Regions from separate parts of the Mus musculus genome. Here all the other regions are linked to region 1. Evidence: chromatin loops called from intact Hi-C (ENCODE). Cell type or tissue: left cerebral cortex. All regions are shown on one strand. Each heading gives the region's core, and the rest is flanking DNA. Links, peaks and the distances in the headings are about the cores only.

Region 1 (8,000 bases), core at 1-8,000:
CTGCATTTTGTGTTTTGACTCTTATGTAATGGAAGGAGTTTCTTTTCTTGTCCAGTCCATTTGGAGTTCTGTCGGCTTCTTGTATGTTTATGGGCATCTTTTTCTTTAGGTTAGGAAAGTTTTCTTCTATAATTTTGTTGAAGATATTTACTGGCTCTTTAAGTTGGGAATCTTTACTCTCTTCTATATCTATTATCCTTAGATTTGGTGTTCTCATTGTGTTCTGCATTTCCTGGATGTTTTGAGTTAGGATCTTTTTGCATTTTGAGTTTTTTTTGACTACTGTTTCAATGTTATCTATGGTATCTTCTGCCCCTGAGATTCTCTCTTTTATCTCTTCTATATATGCCTCTTGGTCTCTTTACTAGGTTTTCTATCTACAGGGTCATTTTACTTTGTGATTTCTTTATTTCTATTTCAATTTTTAGATCCTGGATGCTTTTGTTAAATTCATTCAGCTGTTTGCTTTACCTATGTTCTCCTGTGTTTCTTTAAGGAAGTTATTTATGTCCTTCTTAAAGTTTTCTTTTCATCATCATGGCATGTGATTTTTGACCAGAATCTTGCTTTTCTGGTATTTTGAGGTGTCATAGTAGTGGGAGAACTGGGTTCTGATGATGACAAGTAGCCTTGGTTTCTGTTGCTTATGTTCTTGCCCTTGCCTCTCTCCATCTGGTTATCTCTAGTGCTACCTGCCCTTGCTATCTCTGACTGAAGCCTGTCCTTCCTGTGATCCTGATTATGTGAGAACTCCTCAGAGTCCAGCTGTTTCTGTGATCCTGTGATTCTGGTTTCCTATGATCCTGAGATCCTGAGTGTGTCAGATTGTCTGGGATTTAAGATGCCTCTTGGATCCTGAAATCCTAATGTGACCAAGCTCCTGATAACCTGTTGTGTCAGAGCTCCTGGGAGTCAATCCTTCTTTGGGTTTTGCAGGGCTGCATGGGGTGCCAGAGTGCTGGGTTTGCTCATGGCACAGTTACAAGCCAGAAGGAACCCTTGCCTTGGCCTGAGTGGGGTTCCTATGTCCCTTGATCTATTCCTTCTAATATCAAGTTTTGGTCTGTATTTCATCTGTTGCCATTTGCATTCCACTGCTTTTCTTTATATTCAAATATGTTAATACCTTTGTTTTATCTTTGCTTGTGATAGAATCCTATAGCCCATACTGAATTAAACTCAAACCTCCTGCCTCAGTCTCCCAAGAACGTAGAGTACAGGTTTAAGGCTTCACAATCCCTTTATTATTTCTACTCATTTGCTTTCTGTTGGATAGGTTGCTTCGGTACTTTGATTGAAAGCCAATGACTCAAGGAAGTAAATAGTAAGTAAGTAAGTAAGTAAGTAAGTAAATGTCTAAACAATGCCTAACTGTGAAGGGTGGTAAATATGTAGGAAGATTCCCTTATCTAACTTAACTTACTCATTTAATTAAAAAAAAAAAAGATTTTTGTGCCCGTTTCAGTTTCACTTAATTATAAACTAAATAAAATAAAATGCACATAAACATTAATTATTAGTTATTATTAGCATAAAAATGTTCTTTTTATACTAATTTCCTAGGAGAATTAAGGTAAATATCAAAGTACTATTACAGGAATGACATATCTTTACTGTGAGACTATTCCTTGTGACATTGAACTGATCTTTGTGGTAGGTACTTTTGCATAGCAGATTACATAGTAAAAATAGTCAATGAATTTTTTTTTATTTTTTTTATGTTTGAACATTAATTCTCTCACTTATCCATAAGAGTTTCTAAATGTTCTTCCGGGCAGAAAACAGTTCCTGGGTCTCACTTTATTTCTAAATCATTGCTGATTGAGAAATGTAGAATTATGAATGTTGCCATTTTATCTTTTTTAAATATATAACCCTAAAAATGACTTTCAACTCCCTTATAAACTCTCACTTGGTGGTCAACAGCCTAATCAAAATAATGTTTCTCTACGCTAGCCACAGAAATAGATGGTATAGGAAAATAAGAATTATTTTTGTAAAAAAAAATCACATAAGTTTAATTCAATAATGTTCAGAGACATAACTTCAAACCTTAACAGCAGAGTACGAATAAAACTAGGAATGTTACTGAAGCCGGTTCTCAGAGAATTTCATGGACTAAGAGAACCACTTTTGGTAAAACTATTTCATTCTTCTAGGGGAAACCCTAAGCAAGTGATGTCATCAAAGGTCCAGCCATGTTGAGTTTACCAAAGCAGTAAATTAGGCTAACTTTGAAATTCCCAAACTGTTTCTGAACAGCAGCTGCTATAAGGGTTCTCTGATCTCTGACTCCTTCCTCCCCCACCTGTTTCCATCTACTCTTCCACAAATATCCTAAAACCAAGCAGGGATATTTGCCCAAGACATGAAAATAAAAACAGTATCCACTGCAATCCATGGGTAGATGACTTAACACTGGAGAAATAGATGGGGAAATTACACTAAAACAAAACAAAATAAAACAGACAAAACCCACAAGTAGTGCCTGCTATCTGCTCATCAAGGAGAAAAAAAATCATGTTATAATTACTATTGAGGAATTAATTCATAGTTGAGATGGTCACATTTTATTGGTGGACACATCAATGGGTTGTACTCTTCTGAGCTTCATCCACTATCCTTACATAGTCCTATAGCCCCTTATATATGGCTTACTTTCCACAGAGTAGTATTGTTTCACAGGATAAAATGTATTCTTCATTAAATTATCTTGTGCTCTGGAATTTAATGACAAGCAGGATGACCTGTGTCCTATCACAGTGTGTCCCAGGAAGGGGCTCTTGTATTATATGTTGTTACGATCCTAAGAGGTGAGGGAAGAGCTGCCATTATTATGGGAGCAGTTTCCCAGTGTCTCTCTTTTCTATTGCAAGCAGCTGTGTAACTACACAGATAAGAAAACATTCCTGAATCTGTTCCATCTACATTTAAGAAAAATGTGATTACATCTCATAAGTAAATTTTTACCTTATGAATTAACCCTAAAAACAGTAGAGGGGAGTATACTCAAAGCCTACAAACCATGCCTATCAATAAAACTCAGTGATTAAGCAGATGTAAAAGAAAATCATGATGCACTATTCTTATCAGATTCTGGCAGTGGCTCTTATTCAAATGGCAGTTACTGGAAGAAAAAAATTTAGCCTCAACTATTTAGAAAAGTGGCTTTATTGAATTTACAAACAAGGACCTACAATTTTCCATTTCCTTAGCAAGATATTAAATCAAGCAAGCTAAGTGTGTCATCATGACTATAATTTACATGATGTGACATGACAGTTAAGATGTACTGTGGTAATTTCTGAGAGCTGGCAGTATTATTGTAGTATCAAAAATTTATATGGTTCAGTTATTAAGGCAAATTGTTTCATTCATACTGAGGAAGCTGACAGCAATCCACTGAGGGCTTTCACGGTACACTAGAAAATGCCTTCCATAGTCAAACAATTTGCACACTCCGTTACCATCGTTTTGCTCACTGAATGGAAATTGGGACAGAAGTAGGCAGGGCTTTGTGGAGTAAGAAAGATCTGCTGTGGAATATGAAGAGTTTCATTGTGGGTGGTTAGAAAAAACAGGTCAGCCAGAGGAGCGAAGTTATCTTTGGGATCCAACCACTATGAACAGGATGTCCAAATCCTTTGCTCTGCTGTTATTTAATATCCCATTTGCTTGCTTTTCTTCTGTTGGTTTGATTTTCAGCCAACAGAAAGAAAAGGCATATGACCAAAAAAGAAATAATGGAAAATATGATAACGGTAATTTCTATTCATAGCTGCCTTTAATTAAATAAATTTTAATATAAAATGGGTGGGGGGAGGAAGAGAGGAAGGAAGGAAGGAAGGAAGGAAGGAAGGAAGGAAAGAAGGAAAGAAGGAAGGATAGATCTGAAACTCCTCAGATTTTGACCCAAATTTCTTCCTGAAGCTCCTTTTGGGAGTAAAAAGAAGTTTATTTTTATTTTTACTTTTTGGCAATGTTAAGCAGAAGAAATCCAAGCTGCATGCTGTTTTGTTCTTGTCAGGAATATAGGAGATTTCTAAATAGGATAAAATGACTTCAAGTCATAAAAGGCCTAGCAAATAAAAGTTTAATTATATTTTATCACAGCTATTGAATTTTATGCAACATATGCTGTCTTTTTTAAAATACATACTCATTGAAAACCTACTTTATTCATTTACACATTTTTCATAGTAGTATTTAGAAGCCTGTTAAAAATAAGAACCTGGCTATGAGTAGAAATGTTTCAATCAACTAAATTACCAATTCCCATTCACTGAGCAGTATATGAGTTACTATTATTTCTATTACTATTGCTCACATATTATGCAATACAGTCAATAATTGTAAATATACTTTTGTTTACTTAACCAATGAAGGGGTTTTTTTTTGGTATTGACAATATGTGATTAGAAATGACAGCTGATAATGTTACCCCATCACAATCTTCTGGTGTAATTAATGAGGTAACTTAATCCATGACAAGATATTAATTTTCATTACAAGAAAAATATTCACAAAATTCTTAAATTTAGTTTTTAACAAATGGTTTGGCAAAAGAAAACAGAATTCTAAACATCAAGAAATACATCTAGAGAGAATTAATGTACAATAGAAAAAGCTTTACACACACACACACACACACACACACACACACACTGTGAATTTTCAAGGCCAGTCTCCTTGTTTATCTCTGTGTGTATTTTATTTGTGTCTGCTTGAAGACAACGTGTGCTTTTAATATGGCAAGTTCTATCTTCTTATAGATAGATACTTCTATCTCCAACTTCTATAAGACACGTAGTTTTCATGTGCCTCATAGCAAGTATTAAAATAGATACATAATAAATCAGTTTTTCCAGTTAACATGAATATTAGATAGCAGGGTAAAGGCAACTACTTTGCCTATCAGTTTTAAGATAAAATTGAGACAGACAAAGAAAACTTTGTTAAAAAAAAAAAAAGAAAAAGAAAAAAAACACCCCAGACTACTGTAAAAAGTAGTTATACTTAAATAAACATATCATACCTTCCTCCAATATCTAAAATATGTTTTTCAAAATTTTACCTGGAACTTAAATGAAAATCTAAGGGTACCACAGGCCTTTGATATCTCCTATTACATCAGGCATGCCACATAGAGAATGCCCAACTTTATCTCATTTAGTTGCTCCTATAAATGTAATAGAGTGTGTGTATGATTTCATTTAAATTTATTAAATCAACTCACTTTCTAGATAGGTGGGTTAAAATACAGTTGCAAGAAGAATGTCAAAAATGGACTTACTCTGTTTCCCAGATATGGAGGCGGTGCACTCCAGTAGTAACCATCAAGCAGGGATTTCCGGGCCTCAGAGTTACTGATGCTGATCTGCTGAGGTGAGTCAGGGTTATCAAGCTGGGGAGCCATCCGAATGCGGCCAGAGAGGTCTGTGAGATACCAACCACGCATGTCTTGAATCTTAAAGAAAATATAAATTCATCAGTTAAAAAACACAAATAAACACACAAACAAGAAACAGCAGCAGCTTTTTGTCCCTCTGGCATATTGACTGGGGTTTTTGACTAAAAGTAGGGAAAAGCTACAGACACTGTAAACATAGGATATATATATATATATATATATATATATATATATATACACACACACACATGCATATACACGTACATATACATATATATTATGTATATATATATATACATATACATATATTATATATATACATATACATATATATTTTGCATATATACATATATATTATGCCTATATATACATATATATTATATATATCATCAATATTACCATATACACTCACATAGAATCCATTGTTTATTTTTGAATTGAAGTTTTTGAGAATCTGATAGAACTATATCATGATCAGTTTACTGTTTCCTTAAACTGTGATTCCAAGTACTATTTGTGTGTGCGTGAGTGCAAGTGTGAGTGTGTGTGTGCGTGAGTGCAAGTGTGAGTGTGTGTGTGTGTGTGTGTGTTCCTCATTGCGCTGTACCTTTTAGTGTTTGGACATGGTCTCTTGCTTACCCTGGTGCTGATGTAATGAGACTGCCTTCAAGTCCGGGGACCCTCCCCTCTCTGACTCCTGCCGCTGGGATTATTGATGTCCCATTGCACTAGCAATTTATGTGAGCATTAGCAGTTTAAACTCGAGCCCCTTTGCTAACTGAACCAAAAATAGAAATCCATTCTAATTTATATCAGGTGTTATAATGTTATATAATATATCAAATAATTTGACTTAGAATTTCACATTTTTCACTTCAGTAGTATTTCTTACTGTCTTACTAAACCTGATATTTCACAAGTGTTGTATATGCATTTATAAGGCAGAAGACAAAGGAAATCATACATGCAGGACCTAAAAGGTTCCTTTCATTCAATATTTCCTGTCTTCCTATTTTATGAATTTTCTGTTTTGAGGCTCCAGGTCATTTGAATCCACAGTGATGTTGCTATGACAACGTCTCCCCAAACTGCATATATTCTTAACCATAAGATCAGAAGGACTCTGGGGACTCATAGCTTGGCCCAGAAAGGAATCATTTTAAAGGAGGAATAAAAGATGAGTAATGATTTGCCTTACATTATTATAGCTCAGTCAAGGTCAAGTATACACTCCCACTTCCAACTGAAACCATCTTGTATAGACAAAACTGTTGGCTGAACTGGAAGGCTAGGAGATACCAGACTTGTATTAGTTTTATCATCTCTGTGATCAAATACCCAACATCAACAATTTCAGAGGGAAAGAATTTATTTTTTTCCCATCTTCCAGATTTGTCTACCACAGTGGGCAGATAGTAGTAGAGAAGAACCATTTAACTCACGGCAGCCAGTGGGCAGGGCATAAAGATGAAGAATCCATGGCATCATGTCTGCTCCCCAAACTTGCCCCACCATGCCTTACTCCCTCTGAGCAGGCCCAACATCCAGTATTCCTACCGTCTCCCAATAGTCTATGCAAAATTTTCTTCCATGAATAGAATAAACCATTGATTAAATGAGAGTCCTTCTGACCCAGATGTCTTTGCATAGATTGAGAGGAACACTCTCCTCAGACTACAAGCTGATAACCATGGTTATTCACCACAGAGGCAGCCATTTTCAGAATTTTACTGCCTAAGAGATAATTTATGTTACAAGCAATAGCAATCACTGTAATAAGACTAACAATGTATATAATAAATATAATTTTAATTTTCCTTTTATGTAGAGACTATTTAGTTTTTGATCATTTTAAAAGCTTTGGGATAGTGAAGACTGCCTTGGTCAAAAGAAAATGTCAAACCAGGTCAAAGGCCATTGGCTTGGTAGCCAATAGTAAATTCTGACCTTTGGTTCCCTTTTAGACTTTAGCTGTCTTTAGGTGTTCTGAGACATCTGGGTAGGAGTGTATATGTAGGTTCTGAAGATCAAGACTTTCTACCTAATCCCTGTCCATGAGAAGCCATGAAACTTAAATCTATTGGTGGCATTATCAGAGATGTTATGCATGATTCTGTAAAATTAGAATTTGAGTCCATTTGTTATTATTTCCTTGAGGTTTGCCTTGAAATCAATACATTGGATAAGTATAAAGATATTCACACTTAGCTATACAAGTGCATTCAGAAACTACTTATTTCATATTTGACTTACAAGAAATATAAACAGACCAATATTAGATGATTGTGTTCTGGATTCGTTGACAGATCAAACCTGGGAGAAAGAAGTGTTTAGGAGGTAGTGTTTCAGAGTAGCAGTCTGTAGAACATGACTGTATGCTACTCTGCAGTTCACAATCTATTAATAACTATCCAGGTGGAACACCAAGTGTCTCAGAGGCCTTTTTCTTGAAGTTTCCTTCCTCACCCACCCTGAAGGTCTCTTTCCAGCCTGAATCCTCTATGCTCCGCACTCAAAGCCCAGCCAATGTAAATGTGGCAATTCCCAGATCTCGTTTACTATTTATGTTTTCTACTGGGAAAGAAATGGC
Region 2 (11,572 bases), core at 1,743-9,742, 330 kb after region 1:
GTGGAGGCTAGTTTGATATCTCAGCTTCACTTAGTCCAGGTCAGATATTCTGTATCCGGGTGATTCTGAGAGAGATTAGCATTTGGATAGGTAGTGTCTTAGTTAGGGTTTCTATTGCTGTGTGGAGACACCATGACCACAGCAACTCTTATAAAGAAAGATAGTTCATTGTGGTTAACTTACAGTTTCAGAGGTTTAGTCCTTTATTATCATGGCGGAAAGCATGACAGCATCCAGGCAGGCATGGCACTAGAGAAGGAGCTAAGAATTCAACATCTTAATCTAGAGGCAGCAGGGGACTACCATACTAGGCCTAACATAAGCATGTAAGACCTTAAAGACCATCTTCACAGTGACACATTTCCTCCAATAAGGCCACTCCTCCTCCAACAAGGCCATACCTCCTAATAGTGCAACTCCCTTTGGGCCAAATATTCAAGCACTTGAGTGAATCTATGGGGCCATTTTTATTCAAACCACCTATTTTACATCCTAATGTAGGCTTATCATAAAAAATGGGGAAAGTGTCCCAGCAGAGAGAATTCTTCTTGTGTTGATGCCTTCAAGCTAAGACATTGGTTTATTTGTTTTAATTATTTTATTTATTTATATTTGTGTGTGTGTGTTTCCCTATGTTTATATATGTGCACCATCCGCATGGAATACCCACAGAAGCCAGAAGACACTGGATTTCTTGGGACTGTAGTCATAGACTTCTGTGAGCAGCACTATGAGTGCTGAAAATCAAACTCAGGTCCTCTGGAAGATCAGCTAGTATTCTTAAGCACTGAGTTCTCTCTTCAGCCCTGGGAACACTCTTTTTTATTTGTCTGTTTTCTTTTTTTTACTCAGACAAAAACATTGTCTTGTCTGGGTCACTGGATATGCAGGCTGTCTACCAGCCATGATGCTAGAATTATACTATCTATTCATCTTGTATTTGAGCCTCCAGACTAAATTAGAATTAAGCATCGGTCATCTCCTTTTTATAGTTTTCCAGTTGCTGACCTAGGATACTTTTAGCCTCTATGGTCATATAAGACAATTCCTCTATCTATCTATCTATCTATCTATCTATCTATCTATCTATCTATCTACCTACCTATCTATCATCTATCTATCTTATATCTATTATCTATTTATCTATCATCTATCTATTACCTACCTATGTATCTAACATCTATGTATCTGTCATCTATGTATCTATCATCTATCTATGTATCTATCTAAACATTCATCCTATCTCTAAAGGACCCTATCCACTACCAATAACATATTAGTATTGTTCTCAAACTCATTTTAACTGGAGTTGCCTCAGCTCATCTACAGGGATTGTGATAAAGCAACAAGACAAAGAGGAGTGTTAACTCTTTCTTCATGCCTCATACACAGTTGCTAGGCCCCTGGAGATTCATTGCACTAGAAAGTGATTGAAAATGGCACCAGAGAAAAAGAAATGAAACCATCCATGACTTGGTCTACATTCAACTCTAGCATTTGCAGACCATTCAATGTAGAATGTCTAGTAAAACAGTCTCTCATGTGATAAATGTCTTCAGATAGCATTAGTGGCTATACTTTAAATGGCTTATTCAGCCAGGTATGGTGGCACACACCTTTAATCCCAGCACTTGGGAGGCAGAGGCAGGTGAATTTCTGAGTTCGAGGGCAGCCTGGTCTACAGAGTGAGTTCCAGGACAGCCAGGGCTACACAGAGAAACTGTGTCTCAAAAAAAAAAAAAAGTAAATAAATAAATAAATGGCTTATCTGTGTATTAATTTATTGAGCACCCCATAACAAATGCTCCCTTAGAGTGTGTTATTCATTACAAAATTATCCACAATTATTTCAGACATCTATATTCCCAGTTCCATAGTCTTAAACTGGATTAATACTAAAATTACAGGAAACTCTTGGGAATGTCGACTTTTTTCTTTTTTCAGAAGAAAAGGTATTAGTTTGCCATCTGTTGTTTACAGTAGTTGATTTCTTAATATAACTGAAAACATTAAGATGGCCATTTTCGCTATGTTAATCCTACTGGCTGATGAGTATGAGAGATCTTTTCATCTTCAGATGTCTTCTTCAATTTCTTTTTTCAGAGACTTGAAGTTCTTGTCATACATGTCTTTCACTTGCTTGGTAAGAGATACATCAAGGTATTTTATATTATTTGTGACTATTATGAAGGCTGTTGTTTTCCTAATTTCTCTCTCGACCAATTTATTATTTGTATAGAGGAGGGCTATTGATTTTTTAGTTAATTTTCTATCCAGCCACTTTGCTAAACATGTTTATCAGCTGTGGAAGTTCTCTGGTAGAATTTTATATTACATTATGTACACTATCATATCATCTGTAATTCCAGTTTGGATACATTGATCTCCGTTAGTTATCTTATTGCTGTAGTAGAAATTTAAATATTATATTGAATAGATAGAGGGAGAGTAGACAGTCTTGTTTTGTCTACTCTTTTAGTGGAAATGCTTTAAGTCTCTCTCCATTTTATTTAATGCTGGCTATTGGCTTGCTGTATATTGCCTTTATAGAGTTTAGGCAGGTGAATTGTACCTCTGATCTCTCCAAGATTTTTATTAGGAAAGATTGTTGGATCTTGTCAAATTCTTTTTTTTTTTTTTTTTTTTTTTTTTTTTTTTTGCACACCCTTGCACCTTGCATCCCTGGGATGAAGCCTACTTGATCATAATGTCTTTGGGTTCGGTTCACAAGTATTTACTATTTTAGCATCAATGTTCATAAGGGAAATTGGTCTAAAATTCTCTCTATCTCTCTCTCTCTCTCTCTCTCTCTCTCTCTCTCTCTCTCTCTGCTAAGTCTTGTGTGGTTTAGGTATTAGGGTGACTGTGGTCTCAAGAATGAGTTTGGAGAGAGGACCAGATGACCAGGATAATGAATAGAAATCGCAGCTGGCAGGTATTGGGACCTTGGGGCTGGGGGGGGGGGGGCATCTCTAGGATATGCCATATACCTGGGATGAAAGAGGATCCCAGAAGTCTATGGGGGTGACTTTAGCTGAGACTCATAGCAGTGGGAATACAGAACCTGAAAAGGCCACTTCCTGTAGCCAGACAGGACACCCAGTGCAGGGATAAGGACAGCAACTCACCTGCAAAGCTTCTAACACAAAATTTGTCCTCTCTACAAGAAATGCAGGGACAAATTCAGAGCAAAAACTGAGGGAAGGACTAACCAATACCTGCCCAACTTGAGACCCATTCCATGGGAAACACCAATCCCTGACACTATGAATGATACCGTGTTATGCTTGCAGACAGGAGCCTTACATAACTGGCCTCTGAGAGCCTCCACCCAGCAGCTGATTGATACAGATGCATAGACCCACAGCCAGTGAATAAATGAAGCTCAGGTACTCATTGAAAATATGGGGGAAGGATTGAGGGACCAGAAGGAATAGGAACTCCACAGGAAGATCAGCAGAGTCAACTAACCTGGACCTTTGAGGGCTCTTAAAGACACATGGGCTGGACCTGGACCCTAGAACATATGAAGCAAATGTGCAGCTCGGTCTTCATGTGGTTCCCCAATAACCAGAGTGGTGCTATCTCTAGAGCTAGTGCCTGTCTGTGCAATCCTCTCCCTTAATTGGGCTGCTTTGTCTGGCCTCAGTGGGAAAGGATGTACTCAGCCCTGCAGAAACTTGATGCGCCAGTGTAGGGGATAGCCAGGTGGGCCTCCACCCTCTCAAAGGAGAAGTGGAGTGAGAAGAGGAGAGGGGAAGGAACTTTTTGAGGGGGGACTGGGACCCTTTTTTCAGGAGGTAAAAATTGAAATATCCGTGACATGTTTTACACTTTCAAAGTATTTCTATAAATGTAAATAGCAATCACCTCTCCTCAGCTCATATTAACAGTTTTGAAAGCTGGGGTGACCTAGTTTAACTGTGGTGTTATCCATACCACCTGCTCCACCTCCAAGGGACACACGAGATGGCAATATCAAGGTAGCTTGGAATTAGAATTCTCAGAATCAGAAAAGAAAAAAAATCACCATTTGAGGAGATTTCCCCCCCCCAAAATTTTTATCCAAATTTTTATTATTACTAATTATTATTATTATTATTATTATTATAGAAATCACTAATTTATTTAAAGCCCATTTCTCAAAATTTGCCAATACATGATTTTTAAAAACCAATGATTACAAAAAAATGTATTAAGCAAAAATAATTCATTATTTTTCTCAAGGATAACTTCTTCAATCATTTCATATACTATAGGATGGAATTGTACTCATTTTATTTATGTGATATGATATTTAAATATATAAGTATTGAGAAGTCTGATCTTTACAAACACCATTATTATTTAGTTTTATATATATATATATATGTGTGTGTGTGTGTGTGTGTGTATTTACATATATACACAATATGTTCTAATAATAACAGTTATCATTTATGTTTTAAAATCTTTGGCCAAGAAAAAAATATTTTTTCACAATTCTTGAGAATAAATTTTGCAAATCTAGTAGATATTATTCCTCATTTTAGAAATAAAAAATTAAAGTTTGTGGGAATTCATTACCTTGGTCAAAGTAAACAGTCAGGAGAAAGTTAAGACTTCCACACCTACGCTTCCGGTTCAAGTCCACATGATACATTACTTCATGATTCTTTCCTATTCCAATATAAAATTTAACAAAACAAAAACAAAGGAAATACGATATACAAATATTTGAAGCTATAAAAAGAAAAAGAACTGGAATTAAATATTGCAACTAAGTAATCTAATTATTAGCAACACTAACTTGTGTCTTAAGCAAATGATATTTTGGAGGTAATGAATTACAGGGTTTATCAATGTTTAAGACCAATCATAATATGTACCATTTTTTAAAGCAGAGAAACTAGGAGGAGTTAGGAATAAGTCAATAAGAAGGTGAACTTTTTGTTATTTTTATTATTCTAAAACTATTTTGATAAATGAAGTAGAAGTGATTTACAAAGCTACTTTTACAGTTTTATGTTTATTGTATATAAGTATTTGACAATTTCCAAGTAACAAGGACTCAGTTTACTTTGTCACAAAACATAGTTCATGATGTCACAATGTCCTGCAATCCAATCCAATTATATTGACTGAGTACCAGCAATCTACCTTGGCACTTGTGGGAACAGAAGAGCTCTTTCCAGGGATAGAAGGATGTTGCCACCCTGGAGGAAGTCACCTTTCCATAAGGAGTCTTTTCAACAGTGTAGAACACAGTAGATCCTGTCTATACAGTGTAGCATGGGTAACACTGGCCCATGAGTGACAGTGCTCCTTTCATTGCAATAGTTTATCTCACTAAACCATGAAGCTCATAATCCTAATCCCTGGCAGTCATGAGTTTTAATTCAGTCTGACTGGCCAAGGCATGATGTACTGAGCTTTCATTCTCCCATCTTCCTGGCTCCTTTGCCTACCAGTTGTGATAACTGCAGCGACCCCAGACCCAACCCCCAACCCCCAACAGCTCCTGTCTTTTTTGACATCCATGGAACGTATGCTGATCTTTGGACTTGCATGGGAAACACTTTTACTCAACTTTCTGGTCCAAGTCATGGTTCTAATGAGTAAAGAAGTAATGTTCTATTAGATTTCCCTTAAAAACTCCAAGGGAACAGGGTGAGGAAGCACTGAGAATTGTAGAATGTTAATGGCTGTTTTAGCTCACTGTAGCAAGTTGGATTATCTCTTTTTATGATTTCTTTTTATTTCAAAATTGACTTAATTAGTAAATTCTTAATGGCATACTTCACAGTCTCTTGACTCATAATTTTATTTCAACTGTTAGATCCAGCTGTACAGAGGTATAAAAACAGTGTCTAGTTTCAGTGTGTTTGCTCTTGATTGCTCTCTCCTCCCCTCCCCTCCCCTCCCCTCTCCTCTCCTCTCCTCCTCTCCTCTCTCCTTAAAAGGGATTCTCTGTTGTTTCATTATTGAGTTGTCAGCAACAATCCATTGAGCCTTTGAAATACTGGAGCAAACAGCAGTAGGGGACAGTTAGCATTAAGGGATGGGGGTGGGGAAGTTGGAATAGCTTTCTCACTCAGTCTGTAATGGAACTTGATCTAGGATTTTACAGTGATCGGCTCAGTAACCACCCTTGGGGTATGTTTCATTCTGTCCAGTTCTCTATTCCTGTCCCTTGGGGTGACATAGCAAAATCAGCTGTCTAGACACAAACTCCAGGCACTGGCTCTGTTTCGAGAGTGAGTTTGATGGAATAAAAGGGAAATTAAATTACAAACTAGAACAGATTTTTTACATACCAGACAAATCAGTTAAAATGCTCTGACAGGCGAGTTCTCTGGGAAGCAGACTGTAAAATCATAGGAGCCTCACTGGGTGGGAATGCCTGCCAGAGATAAAAGCTGAACGAACTAGGGTGTGGCAGAAGGCACTAGGTCACCCTGGAGCTCTCACACTTAGGAAAAGGGCATAGGAAGAGTGATCTGCCAACACTGCATCAAAATCTACTGGGAACCCAGTGTCTGTTTTTTGCCAGATGACCGAGACCGATATCCATGCATGATTCCGTAGATAAGCATAGCGTTTTGGAGGGGGAGGGGCATGCCTTACTGTATATTTAATTAACCTCAAATAGCACTTAGAGATCATACTAGTTGTCAAACTGATCTCACCAAGTATCTCTAGTGTCTTCCACTAAGAATTTCTAGCCCCATGCCATTTCAAAACGACAACCAGATGAAAGATGTTGAGGGCACAGCTGAAGCCTCAGACCCGAGGAGCTGTGGGAAAGCCCAAGAGGAACGCTTCAGTTTGCTTGCAGCTCTCCACAGCTTTTGAGAGATTGTTTTTCTGTCTTTGAACAACCTTATAACTAGAGAGGTCGTTTAGGGGATGTCTCATGGGAATAACCACCACGGACATTCTTCTAGAAAAAATGACTGTCTCACCTTGCATGCCACCACCCAGGGAGAAACAGTTGTCATGCTGGGTACAAGTACAAAACACCGTGTTCCAAGTTACCTTCTGTGACATTATACTACCCACCTGAAAATGTGAAAAAAAGTCAGTAAACCTGCAATCAATCAGATACAGGGTTCTTTTTGTTACTCAGAATAGCAAAACCTTCTGCAAACAGGCATGGAGAAACAATCCTCTAATGTCTATACTCAGAAAGTTGAGGCAGAACAATTGTTAGGATTTACAGACTATCAGGAGCCACATAACAAGCTCTAGCCTAGCTTGGATTACCTAGCACACACATACACATCTCAAAGAACTTTAAAATCATTCAATAAATCTCTTATGAATGATAGGTCTATCTAAATAGTTCAACATTCTGTACAAAATTTTATGAAGCATATACCTTGTTCAGTATACTCACCTATTGTTTCTACCTTTATTGTACATAAAGGTTCCACCAGTACATTTTGTTATTTTATAATACAAACTAACTATCAGCCATCAGACAGTGTCAAGTAAGGCCTAAGCTAGAGAAAAGTCTATACTTAGTTGGTACATTTATATATAACACAGCAGAACCTAAGCAGTTATTTATGATCGCTACTTCACTAATTCTCAGAATAAGCCTGTGAAGTCATGAGTACAGGGTGTGACTGCTCCATTTTTTGTGTGTGTTCAGTTATAGACCTAGAACATTCCTGTGACTGGGGGTTTGCCATGTCGCATGAGCTGGTGATGAGTAACACGTATTAATCAGCAATCTGCAGCAGATTCTTTCAAAAGCTTCTCGGTCTCATTTTATGACAGGAGGAACCTGTAGACACAGGCTGAGAAAATTACTAAGGGCAGATGGAAATAGAATGTCAGGAAGAAGGCCATGTGGGGTGAACAAGATAACCACTACACTACAGAAATGAATCCAAGAAGAAGGTTGTAGAGGTCTTCCAGGGAAGCCTAATAAAGAAGTGCTGCCAAAACTGAGTAAAGCAATGTATAGTATATGTATGTATGGCATATACATGGTACATATATTTGTATGTGGGCACATGGATGTGTGGGTGTATGGGTATGTGAGTGCATATGATAAGCCACGTAAGCCACATTTGAGACACTAACCCTAGAACTCACTAATTCAGCAAGACTGTTAGTCCAGGGGCTCTCTATTGGATCCTCCTATCTTTACCTCCCCTAAACTTGGATTTGAAGTATACACTACAACACTCAGCTTTATACATAGGTGCTGGGGACCCAACTAAATCCTCATCCTTGTGACTGAGTCATCTCGACAGGCCCTGGTATGAGCATTTAGAACTGTCTCACAGACCTAAGAATCCTTTGTCTATGTGTAGGTTCTGTTTAGGTCTGCAAGCATTTAATGAGGATCAATCACATGCTGACCCTTGGATTCAGTGCTGTCAAGGAGACAAATAACCCTCAGACAGGCCTAATAGTCAAGACATTTACTATCTATCTATGACACTAGCTTTAACACATAAAATCATTAACACCTAATTAGGGGGTACTAATCTAAAGGCAATAGTCATTTAAATCCACTCAGCATGGCTGAAACTTTATCTTCAGACTAGGCAAGAGCTATGAGGAACTCTGAGGGTAGGAAGAGATTTAAGGTGAAAGGAAAGGTGATTTTTAAGACTAGAAAATGAGCATATAATATTCATTTCATATTAGGTACCTCAATACCAATAACCCTCAGTTAGCAATGGAGTTGATTGACATGTTTCACTGGAGAGAACCAGAGTTAGTGTTTTAAATACAGGACTAAAAGGAATTGCAGCTGTCTACAAAGAAACAGATCAGACACTAAATTGGATACTTTCTGATTCAGACCAAAGGGAAACAAATCAATACTTGGGAAGATTCAAGTATTCATGATACAGGGCAAAGAAGAGAAAGGTTTATGTGTGCCTTGTATGTCCACGCAATGCACTAAGTGTCTTATTCAAACGACAACTGTTTATTTTCAATCACTGACACCCCTGAGGCTATCGGATTAGTCTTGCTTTGTTTTGTTTTGTTTTGTTTTGTTTTGTTTTGTTTTGTTTTATTGCTGTGATACATCACAATGACCAAGGTAACCATTGTGATATCTGGGGATTTTTTCCCCCCATATGCTTCTGAAGGGTTAGCATTCAGAATGGCAGAGGGAAAATAGAGCAGAAGAAGCAGGAAGCTGAAGGCTCACATCTAGAACCACAAGCTTAGAAAGAAATGCACACTGGGAATGGATCAGGTTTGGAAACCTCAGAGTCACCCTCAGTGACACACGTCCTCCATCTCCTCCAGACATCTGACATCTGGGAGGGACATTCTCATTCAAGGCACTGCACCCTGCAAATGGGAAATTCTGAGAGTCTCACCTAGAAATTCTCTTTCTTCTGCATTTCATGTGGGTAGTCAGGAAACCTCTCCAGAAAGACTCATTTCTGTGTCCTTCTTAGAAATCGAGTATTCCTTATGTGAAATGCCGAAATGCTTGAAACCACAAGTGGAACACTGGACTTTTATATATTTTGCAATATTTGCATACAGATAATAAAGTATCTTAGGGATAGGACCTAAGCCTAAACTTGGCATTCATTAATGTTTCAAATACGTTTTATAGCTATATTATACATGTAATTTGATGATAATTTGCATAATGCATGTATCTAGTGCATGTATCCTGACAGCCACACATCATGGAAAAATTCAAATGTGGATTTTTATTTCTACCTGTATCACTCTGCTGATGCTCAAAAGTTTTAGATTCTGAAACATCTTGGCCTTTCACATTCCAATTAGGGGTAGTAGGTTGTATTCCATAAGCATCTTAATAGCAGATATGGTAATTCTTACCAGGAGGTTCCATACCTGGCTAACTGCTTCAATCATTCTTGTCATCAACAATCAAGGCAGAAACAATATCACTATATTCATACTAAATGAATTTTCTTATTAATTTACATATACATAGTTACAGTACCTCTTTAAAGAACATTTCTTGCTATTTTCCAGGTTTGAATGAAAAACTATCCCCTAAGCCCAATAAAATGAAATAAATAATATTTTTCTCCCCTAAGGATATATATTCTTGTTGAAAATGCTTATTATATACATCATATTTGTGTGTTTGTACCATGTACACACGCATATGTGCATGTTTGTGTGGTGTTGGCATGTACATGTGTGCTTGTCCATGAGGCTGGAGATCACTGTTGGTTTTCTTTCTCCATTGTCTTCTATCTTTTGGGAGGTTTTTGGTTTATTTTTCTTTGTTGCTGTTTTTGGTTTTTATTTTTGTTGTTGTTGTTGTTGTTTTACAGAGTGTTGCATTAACTTGAAGCTCCTCTATCAAAGAGCCCTCAGGATCTCTTTATCTGAGCCTTACAGGGCTGGGGTTACAAACACACATTGCCAAGAAATCACAGAAGCATTAGCAGCTGTCAAAAAAAAATAGAAATTTTATGTCCATATCATATTTTAATTGTTGAAGTTATCTCGAATACCATTTTCTTTCATGATTACATACTGGTTATTTTACATAAAAATTATTTTGGTTACATATTATTCCAGGATACTCCAGATAATGACAATCTTGTTACTACACACAAGCATTATCCATTACACACAAGTTATCCATTGGGGGAGGGGGGCAAATCTGGGCCCAGTAATTATAGATACAACACAATGATCTATGCATTTACATTTCAAAAAGGCACTGATCTGGGTTCTTGGTATAATAGACAGGCTGCTGACTTAGCATGCAAGAAGCCTTCCTTTTGCTGGGGTTGTACCTATAGACTGGTTACTTAGCATCCAAGAAGCCCTGGGTTTGATTGTGAGCACCATATAAATCAGGAGTGGTGATACTTACTCATATTCCTAGAAATTGGTAAGTGGAGTAAAAGAGATTAGGAGTTTAAAGTCATCCCTGGATACTTAGTGAGTTTGAGACCACTCTCTGCTAGATAAGAACAGGGCTACTCTTAAGCATGAAGGAAAAAAAAAAACTTTAGCCACAGAAACATCCCCCCAGTCCATATATCTAAATCTTTTGATTAAATATTTCTTAATTAACACATGTTAGCTGGCTTCAAGAATGGATACTTCTCCATAAGTATATTCATACGTACTTAACACTTGAAAGGATTCTGATCAATCAATCATGAGTCAAATTTTTGTAGTAAGTTTAACTCAGAGTATGCCTATATTAACTTAAACAGTATAGCCACTATTGTCTGTCAACACTATATGGCATATGGATATGATATAAACTATTGTTCTTAGGGCATTTATGAACAAACCAAGACTGTGAATAAAGTCCAAGAGGGAATTCAGGAGATAGTATTATTCTTCAGTCAGTGTAACAGAGTATAGGTTTAAAATAAACAATTTTTAATGAACAGAAGGTTTTTTTTAAATATCAAATCTGAAAATCTTAGTTCTCTCAGCCAGAAGCCTTAACTCATAGTAGTTAATGAACTCTAAAAGTCCCTGGCTGGAATTTCCTGTTTTCACATTTGGTCTTGATTTGGGTAGGAGGACAATGTGATTATAATCTAGTAAATATTTTAGTAACAAAACCCAGTTAATATATAAACCTAGAACATATCTG
Region 3 (8,000 bases), core at 1-8,000, 59 kb after region 1:
TCAAGACCACCTCGGTATTCCTGTAAGGCTCTGGGAAGCTCTGAAAGTCTAGTGTGTTCTGTAATGTTTTCTATTACAGATAATACTGGTGGATAGACATCTGTGCTGGCCCAGGAAATCATTCCTGCTGAAAATATCTGACTATGACTATCAATTGGCTCTTCAGGTTTTGAAATGACTTTTCTCAGAAATGCATTTTTCACAGATTAATAAATGGGAAAAGTTTATCAGGATGTTTCTTTTCATTGCCAATGGCTGCCTCAATAGTAACTTCTGCTCACCAGTTGACTAGTTGTCATTAGTTAAAATATACTGTATGGCATGTTTATCTTTGCATATGGCTAAGAATTCTCTATGTTTATTTTATTTTACTTTAAAATGCCATTTTAAATTATTTTAGCCAACAAATAATTATGTTTCTGTTCAGGAGAATTGTTCCTTAATATGTGAGTATATCTGCTTTAGATGGTTGGAAATGCCTGTAGTTTTATTAATTCTCTTAGTGACACAAGGTTGCTGTGATATTGGGTGGGCAATAAAAAGGTTTGGAGGTTATTGATAACCAGTCAGAAACTCTGCATTGAGTAGCAGGAGGAATGAAGTTCAACAAGGAGCATGGCCCCTTACAATATTTTTAAATCCAGTTTGTATCAGCAATCTCTAAGGGTGTGCCAGTGAAATCAGCACAGCACAATGAGACAGAGCCTACTGCTTCAAATAATAAGGGCATAAGTGTAGAGTGAAATTACCTAATCAGAAGTACTGCAAAGGCTTTATTCATGAAAGAATAGAAGCTGTTGGCAAAACATAAATATAATCATGTCTGTGAGAGTTATATTCTAAAAATAAGACTTTGAAAAATTAGCCTAAATATTTCATTTTAGGGTGTGTACAAAAACAATTTGTAGAATGGACAGGAGGAGCATGAGGCTTAGGAAAAAGAGGGAGTGGGGCATTTGCTTCACTGCTACTAAACCGAGGGTTTGGCCCTCAATGGTAATTGGCCCTTTTCTGATTTATGCTTCCCGTGTATCCTTAGTGCTCCAAAGCTCCTTCCATTCCGTGGTATCTGCTCTCCCAAAAGTCACTAGCCTTTGCCTAGTTAGTTAAAATGACCAGTTCTCAGTCTGCACCACATCTGATCTACTACTAGGAAATGAAATAATTAATTACACTATTGATAGACTCAGATGACAAGCATTCTTCATTTGGATCCTACTTCATCTGACTTTCTCTTCTCACTCTCCCTCAGCATTTCAGCTTGACAATAATACACTGTCCGAAAACTTCTGGGCAGAAGGGTGCCACTGTAAAATGTTGTAGATCATTGATATTTTTGTATACCTCATGCGATATCTTCAGAATGAGAGCTATGTTTAAAGATGAAATTAATTTTTCGCATTTGGGGATATTTCAATTTGCATTTGTGGATGAGGTTGTTCATCTGATGTGATGCCTTAGCCCTCTCCACTATTAGAGTGGCATGGTGCTGCTCTGTTCACTGCCTTTCCATCTGCTTCACATACACAAACACGCCATTGCTAATAAGAAAGCCTTATTATATAGGTAGACTAGGCACACAGAGCAGACCAGGAGGAGCTTCATACCTACTTTACACTTTGTGCATCAAATGTATTTTATGTACTTTCACCATCAGTACAACAACAACAACAACAACAACAACAACAACAACAACAAAATCATGTCATTTTTCTTCTCTGATCCTTGTTACTTGTACATTCATTCTGCCAAAGTCTATGGCTTCACATGCCATCAATACAGACGTCTTCTCTGTCTAAGTCCCCCGGGGTTGACTTCTATGAAAGGCAGCAATGCTGTCTTCTTAGTTTACATCGCTGGCTTGTAGGATTCACTGGAGTTCCTGCTTTTCATGCCCCGCTCAGTTTCAGTAAATAATCACCCCTTCAGGTACTTCCCACCGACAATATAGAATCATTAGAGACTTCCTCTTTTTCTTTCATCCCGGGTCAAATTTATCTGGAAATATCATTGGCTTAATTTTAAATATATGCAGTTGCCAACTGCTATCCATCACTTGATTGGAACCATCATGGACCACATTCTCATTATCCGTCCTCCTCTAAACCTGAGGCATTACTGAGGAGTTCTGTGTCCTCTACAGTGTTAATCCCAAGTCATAAGAAAACTCTGGAGTTTATCTTTAAAGTAATGTAATACAAAGTACAGTGCCTAGTCGCTGGCAAAAAAAAAAAAATAAGGGTTGATTTAAAATTTCTGGATGAATAAAGTTAATGAAAGTTCCAAATACTTAGTAAATTCAACTAATTTTCTATCTAAAAAGAAACTTTTTAGGTTGGTTGATGAGCTATTTTTCAATTAATATAAAGTATACTGTTTTCACAGAAATCAAATTAAGTTTAATAACCTTTCATATCCTTTTATTTCTGAGTATTTTACGTTAAGTTGATTTAAATAAACCTTATATATTAATTCTAACCCATTATTCCCTTTCATCTTAGTTTGGAAATCATGTTAACATGACTTCAATATAAGTAAATTTTATTACATTTTAGTTTCTTTTTGATATACTATTTTTTTCATTGGAGACTAACACATAAATGTGATTTTAGAAAAACATGATATTGTATTTGAATATAGGAACTATTCACCTTAACTTACTCAACCAGAAAAGATCTCGTCCATGGTTAATCCCGTTTTGTTAATAAGTCATTGAGAAATTATTAAATGTGTCATCACAAAGGAACAATTTTCTGTTGAGAAAAATATTAAGATCTGCTTATACAATTGCATATGTTCCTCCTTGAGTCTTAATACTTCTTTTAAGCCGAGTTAGAAATATTTCCTTTATAGCATATAGCATACTCCCTTGATCTAGAGAACATTTGGTAACCATGCCACTTCATTCATCCGGAACCTCAACAGGGATAAACACTCCTGCACGGTTGATGATTCAGAGTTGATTAGAGAGTGATACTTTAAAGATGGCATGCCAAAGACTGTGTGGACCTGATGTCTTCACACACACCCTATTCCCAAACTGCAGGAAGATGTTAGCCTAGTGAACTGTTTACCACATATTACTGCACCGTAGACAACTCCATGCTTCAGCTTCCTCTCAACACTTCTTTACCATCCCATACCAGGTATTTTATTCTGAACATATACTTTGTTTCAATTGCCCTAAAACTGATATTGTTTTTCTCTTGTTCTTTTGAGTTACAATTGGAGCATTTGTCTTTCCTGGATGAAAGCTTTGCCTGTCATAGGAATTTAAACAAATTATTCACCGTTGGATAGATTATCATTAATAAGTTGAAACATAATAAGAAAACTAGCTATCTGCAGGGGATATTTGTCATAATCATCTCTTCTTCTTATTTCTCTATTCACCTAGTGAAAATCAAAATCCTGGGTCTAAATGTATACATGATTTATCATCAGCTGGTTAAAGAAATATTCTTTGTCCATCATTTTGAAATAGGCTAAAATGAGACTCTTGTTATTTTTCTCTCCATACAAAAATATATTTCATGGGGCAGTGGCTTCTATGTTCCATAGAACTAAAGAGCACACAGAAATCCTAAATTTTAAGATAGCCCATGGGCAGACTTAAAGTCTCAGCTGCTTTCGGAGTTTTAGTTTTTTGAAAGTCTAGATGCTGAGATTTTTCTGGTTTTCGGAGTCTGCCTTGTGGTCTTCTTGGTTTCAACAACTCAAAGCAATCCAGTAAAGCTTTATTTCTAAGTCCTCTGTTAAACATGTGCTTTATTAACTTTCATCTAAACATGCCCTGATAGGTAACCTGTAATCCATCATAATTAAATAAAAGAGCATATGACTCCTACTGGTCTTGATGTATGAGAAGGATGCTGACCACTAAGTGCCAGAAATGTTCAAAAGCAGTAAAATCATTACTTAATGTCCACCACACCATTTCCTCTGATTTCTAACTCTGAAAGGTCTGATCGATACAAGTTTCCTTTACATACTGTATTCTCAGTACTTTTAAAGTAATAAAACAATAACCTAAGGAGAAACTATTTTATTGGCCATTGTGTTTTTCTTTATGCAGTTCTGTAATATTTGCATGGATACAAAAGGACTTGTCAAAATAGGTTTTCTCAGTCTCTTTGGAGAGCTTCTCATTTATATTTTATCAAATGCAAATGTCATTGCTAAATCTTTGTGCTGTCAAGCCAACATTATACAGGGATGCAGTCATCACGTGATCTTCACAGCCAGGAAGGAATTCAAAGGGAGCAGTTCCAGAGCAATCCATGAGGGAAAATACCAGCAGGAAGCTCTCTCACTCTCCTCAGACATTTGCATTGCTCCAAATTTTGATTTGGGTGTGACCCAACTCGAGAGAGCTTAAGAAAATAGAATCACTAAGCATCTATTCCACTCCCTTATGAATTTCAGTAGGAACTTACACATGGACACAGTACTGGTTATTGTTACTCAGTAGATGTCAGAAAGCATGATCAGAGTGTACTGATGGATGCCACCTTAATTCTGCTAATGCTTCTTGAGAGATATTACTCTTTCTTAAAGAATAGAAGCACTATTGCTGATGCCAAGAAGAGCTTGCTGACAGGAGTCTGGTATAGATCTCTCCTGGGAGGCTCTGCCAATATAGAAGCTGATGCACACAGCCAAACATTACATCAGACAACACAGGGACCCCAGTGGAGGAGTTAGGGCAAGGACTGTAGGAGTTGAAGGGGTTTGCAACCTCATAGGAAGAACAACAATATCAACCAACCAGACCCCCCAACATTCCCAGGGACTAAACCACCAACCACAGAGTACACATGGGGAAACCAATGGCTCCAGCTAGATATATAGCAGAAGATTGCTTTATCTGGCATAAATGGGAGGGGAGGTCCTTGGTCCTGTGGAGGTTCAATGGCCCAGGGTGGGGAAAGGGGGTAGGGGTGTTGTGGAGGGGAAACTGGTAAGTTGGATAACTGTTTAAAAGAAAATAAATGAAATTACCAATAAGAATGTGAAAAAGAATAAAAACACTGGATTTTAGGCAATTATGTCTAATTATAGCTGAGGCACCTCCTAATTCTATTCTGACTCACTTATCAGCCTATTACACTATCAAACAAATCACTGGTTCAATAAGCATCCCTTCAATAAATAACATCTGGTCATGTAGATACAACTGGAAGACTTATAGTGGCAGAAAGCTACTGCTGATGAGTCTCTTGCATGCATCTGTTCCCCATTTTGTCATAAGACGTGCTTCCATCAAGTGTGACTAAGACAATGTATTACTTCCATTCCCTTTTTATGCCTCACCCGTGATTCTTCAGATTCTTTTTATGGTTCTTGTTTCCCATAATAGGGCTTGCCCCTCCAATCTTATGTATTGAGGTGAAATTATTATTATGCCCGTGTCCTACTCAGACATCACTGGAGAAGACTGAGAACAGATTTCCTGAAAGGGGACAGGCTTAAGGCAGAGTAGACTAAGGAAGATCACCAAGTCATGGGAAAGTTCCATACTCAGTAGTCCATCTAACACTGATCATATCAATACAGACTCTTCTGGTTTATAGAAGCTAGATTTTGAGAAAATTGTAACCATAACTATCTATTTCTTGGAGTCGATGAATGAATCGTTATTATCCAGGAATAATACAAATTCTACCTTTTGTATTAATTTCAAGTTTTTACAAATTTTTATTAATTTTAGCATAAACAAAATTTGTGAGGAAAGTTTTGTTATGTAAGTATTTTATTAAGTGAGAACAGTGGTATGCAAAGCAATTGACACTTTGTGAAAGCTCTACAGGGTTAAAGCACTAAAACTTTGAGCTATAGGGAGATTAAAAAATGTTCATACTCAAACAGCTGTGAAATTAATATGGTTTTCTAAAATATGAAGCTGTAAATTAGAGGAAGTCCTGAATACAGGGAGTGTTCCGTGACCTACATCGCTAGCACAGAACAATTCATACCCTCAAAAGCCACATAATAGCACAAAGGAAGTCTAATGCATCATTTTTCTGTTTTGTTTTCAGTCCCTGTGTGGGCACACTTGTTTAAAATTAAAATCTTGGAGCAGGCGGTGCAGATAGTGAGCCAGATCCTGTGTCATTCTGTTGGAATAAAGCCTGCATGTGTGTCTAAAGGAGAAATCCAGTCTCCCTCAGCCCTTGTTGTCTGATTCAAAGCCTCCTCAGAAAGTATGTTTGGACCTCAAAAGCGTGCAAATTAAAATTTATATTAATATGTTGTTTTGATGTAGCATTTTGTGATGACCACTGATAGACTCAACTAATTAAGAGTCGGCCATTGTAGACATACAAAAAGATCCCTCTAAAATAGCAAGACATAAGAGACTAAATCACAATATAAAAAGATACTGATATTTAGAGACAATTTGGGATATGGCTCTACAAATCTGAGCATGCTCCTTCGGCTCACTCTACTGATGACTCCGGTATTGTGTGTCTGCAAACTAGGATTCACCATCCCACCCTGACTTTTTTGCTCATCCCTTGTTTGACCACTTTTCTCCTCTTATTCTACTTTCACATTATCAACTTTGTGTAGTACTTTCTGTACCTTATTTATTGTTTAATCTAAGTGTTATTTAGCAATTTCCTCTAAGATAAGCCCTTCATCTTGTAGGAAGGCATGTTAAAAGAGGTGAAACTAAGGGATGCTCTAAGTCAGTCTGAGTAGCAACCCCCTTTGAGGTTGACTGACCCATATACAGGGGTTACCTATCAGATGACCTACTTATCAGATGTTTACAGTATGATTCATAACAGTACAAAATTACAGCTAAGAAATAGCAACCAAAATAATTTTATAGTTGGTAGTCACCACAACATGAGGAACTGTATCGAAAAGTTGCAGTATTAAGAAGATTGAGAACCACTGCTCTAAGGGCATGTAAAACATTCCAGCCTGCAGGGAAGCTCATTAAACTCTCGAAGTAAACAATTCAGTAACTTCAGGAAGTCTCTGAAACTGGTCAGATTCAATCCTAGAAGCATGCATAGTTACACAATCTGCAGAAAGTACTCTCAGACAATCTGAAGTATAGAGATGCTTAGAACAGCTGAGTAGCATGGAATAATAAGTAGAGATGAGCCACATTACCTGCAAGAAGCAGAGAGTAGCCTGGAAGAGACTCAGACCAACTGAGTTGCTTGGAAAGAACTCCCTTCCACCCTATTGAGCACCTTCAGGTTACCCAGTATCCTCGAGATTTCCAGTTTGCATGAGGTAACACCTGTTCTTGGATAGACTTTTGTAGATGTGTTTGAGCCATTTCTACTTTGAGTAACCCTCCACCTGTTTTCCTCTAAGTAACCCCTACGAAACTCATTGTTTCACCAAGCTGTGCTTTGGTAGTTTCTTTGCATTGTTCTGGTTTTGCTTTCCTATGTGGAGTAAGTAGATACTTGTTTGCATCTCCCCAGGAAGAGTGAAATGCAACATTGTCCTGCCTACATTCTCATTATAAGAGAAAAACTGAATCCATGGTTTGTTAAGTTTCTATGCTTTTAAGTGAAGTGATACATTCCATATCTCTGTACATGGACCCAACTCTCTTTGAATAAGAAAATACTAATTTTATTCCTTATGTTTCATATTTTTCATTGCATAAGAAAACTTTTCATAAATCATTTTTTTTTGGAAAACAAAATTTGTATTCCCACAACGATTGAGTACTTTATTTTAGTGGGTTTGTGAATCAGACTCTAACATGGGATTCTCTGTGCAGTAAGGCTCTTTCTAGTTGTATGAACATGTTCAATGAGTTTTGTTTTTAAATCCCACCAATTTATGTGTTCCATGATGTTTTTGCTACTTATTAATCTGATGATTATTTGAATCATCTATGTCCGTTTTTTTTCTTTGTATAAAACAAGCAATAAGAATAACTTAAACTTTTATTTTGTGAATTAAAAGAAATTCATGTGAAGTTATTAGAATAGTGTATTGCTCAAAGGGGAAATATTATTTGT

Evidence for each region. Peaks named below come from ENCODE experiments on the same cell type or tissue, not always from the same donor. Only the 100,000 strongest peaks of a DNase experiment are listed, where the experiment ranks them.
Region 2: it touches region 1 in a loop (2.1-fold over the local background); 2 of 42 quality-filtered maps call a loop at or near these places.
Region 3: a loop joins it to region 1, with 7 times the contacts of the local background. A loop is called at or near these places in 3 of 42 quality-filtered maps.

The regions. Positions count from the first base shown.
Region 1 is chr10:27,319,288-27,327,287 of GRCm38, forward strand. Lama2 (laminin, alpha 2) reads right to left here. Exons shown (of 65, transcript NM_008481.2): 12 at 5,294-5,467. Among named protein-coding and RNA genes, the nearest start is that of 4930579H20Rik, 67 kb to the right of the region's middle. In left cerebral cortex, for the core only: no CTCF peak of the experiment used is centred there; DNase peaks (open chromatin) are centred at 3,525 and 3,952; H3K27ac peaks cover 1,978 bases.
Region 2 is chr10:27,646,739-27,658,310 of GRCm38, forward strand. All of the region lies in intron 1 of Gm30165 (a long non-coding RNA gene), which reads right to left. Among named protein-coding and RNA genes, the nearest start is that of Gm30165, 19 kb to the right of the region's middle. In left cerebral cortex, for the core only: no CTCF peak of the experiment used is centred there; DNase peaks (open chromatin) are centred at 6,131, 6,355, 6,552, 6,906 and 2 more places; H3K27ac peaks cover 1,031 bases.
Region 3 is chr10:27,378,773-27,386,772 of GRCm38, forward strand. All of the region lies in intron 4 of Lama2 (laminin, alpha 2), which reads right to left. Among named protein-coding and RNA genes, the nearest start is that of 4930579H20Rik, 7.1 kb to the right of the region's middle. In left cerebral cortex, for the core only: a CTCF peak has its summit at 4,256; DNase peaks (open chromatin) are centred at 4,306, 5,305 and 6,093; H3K27ac peaks cover 2,430 bases.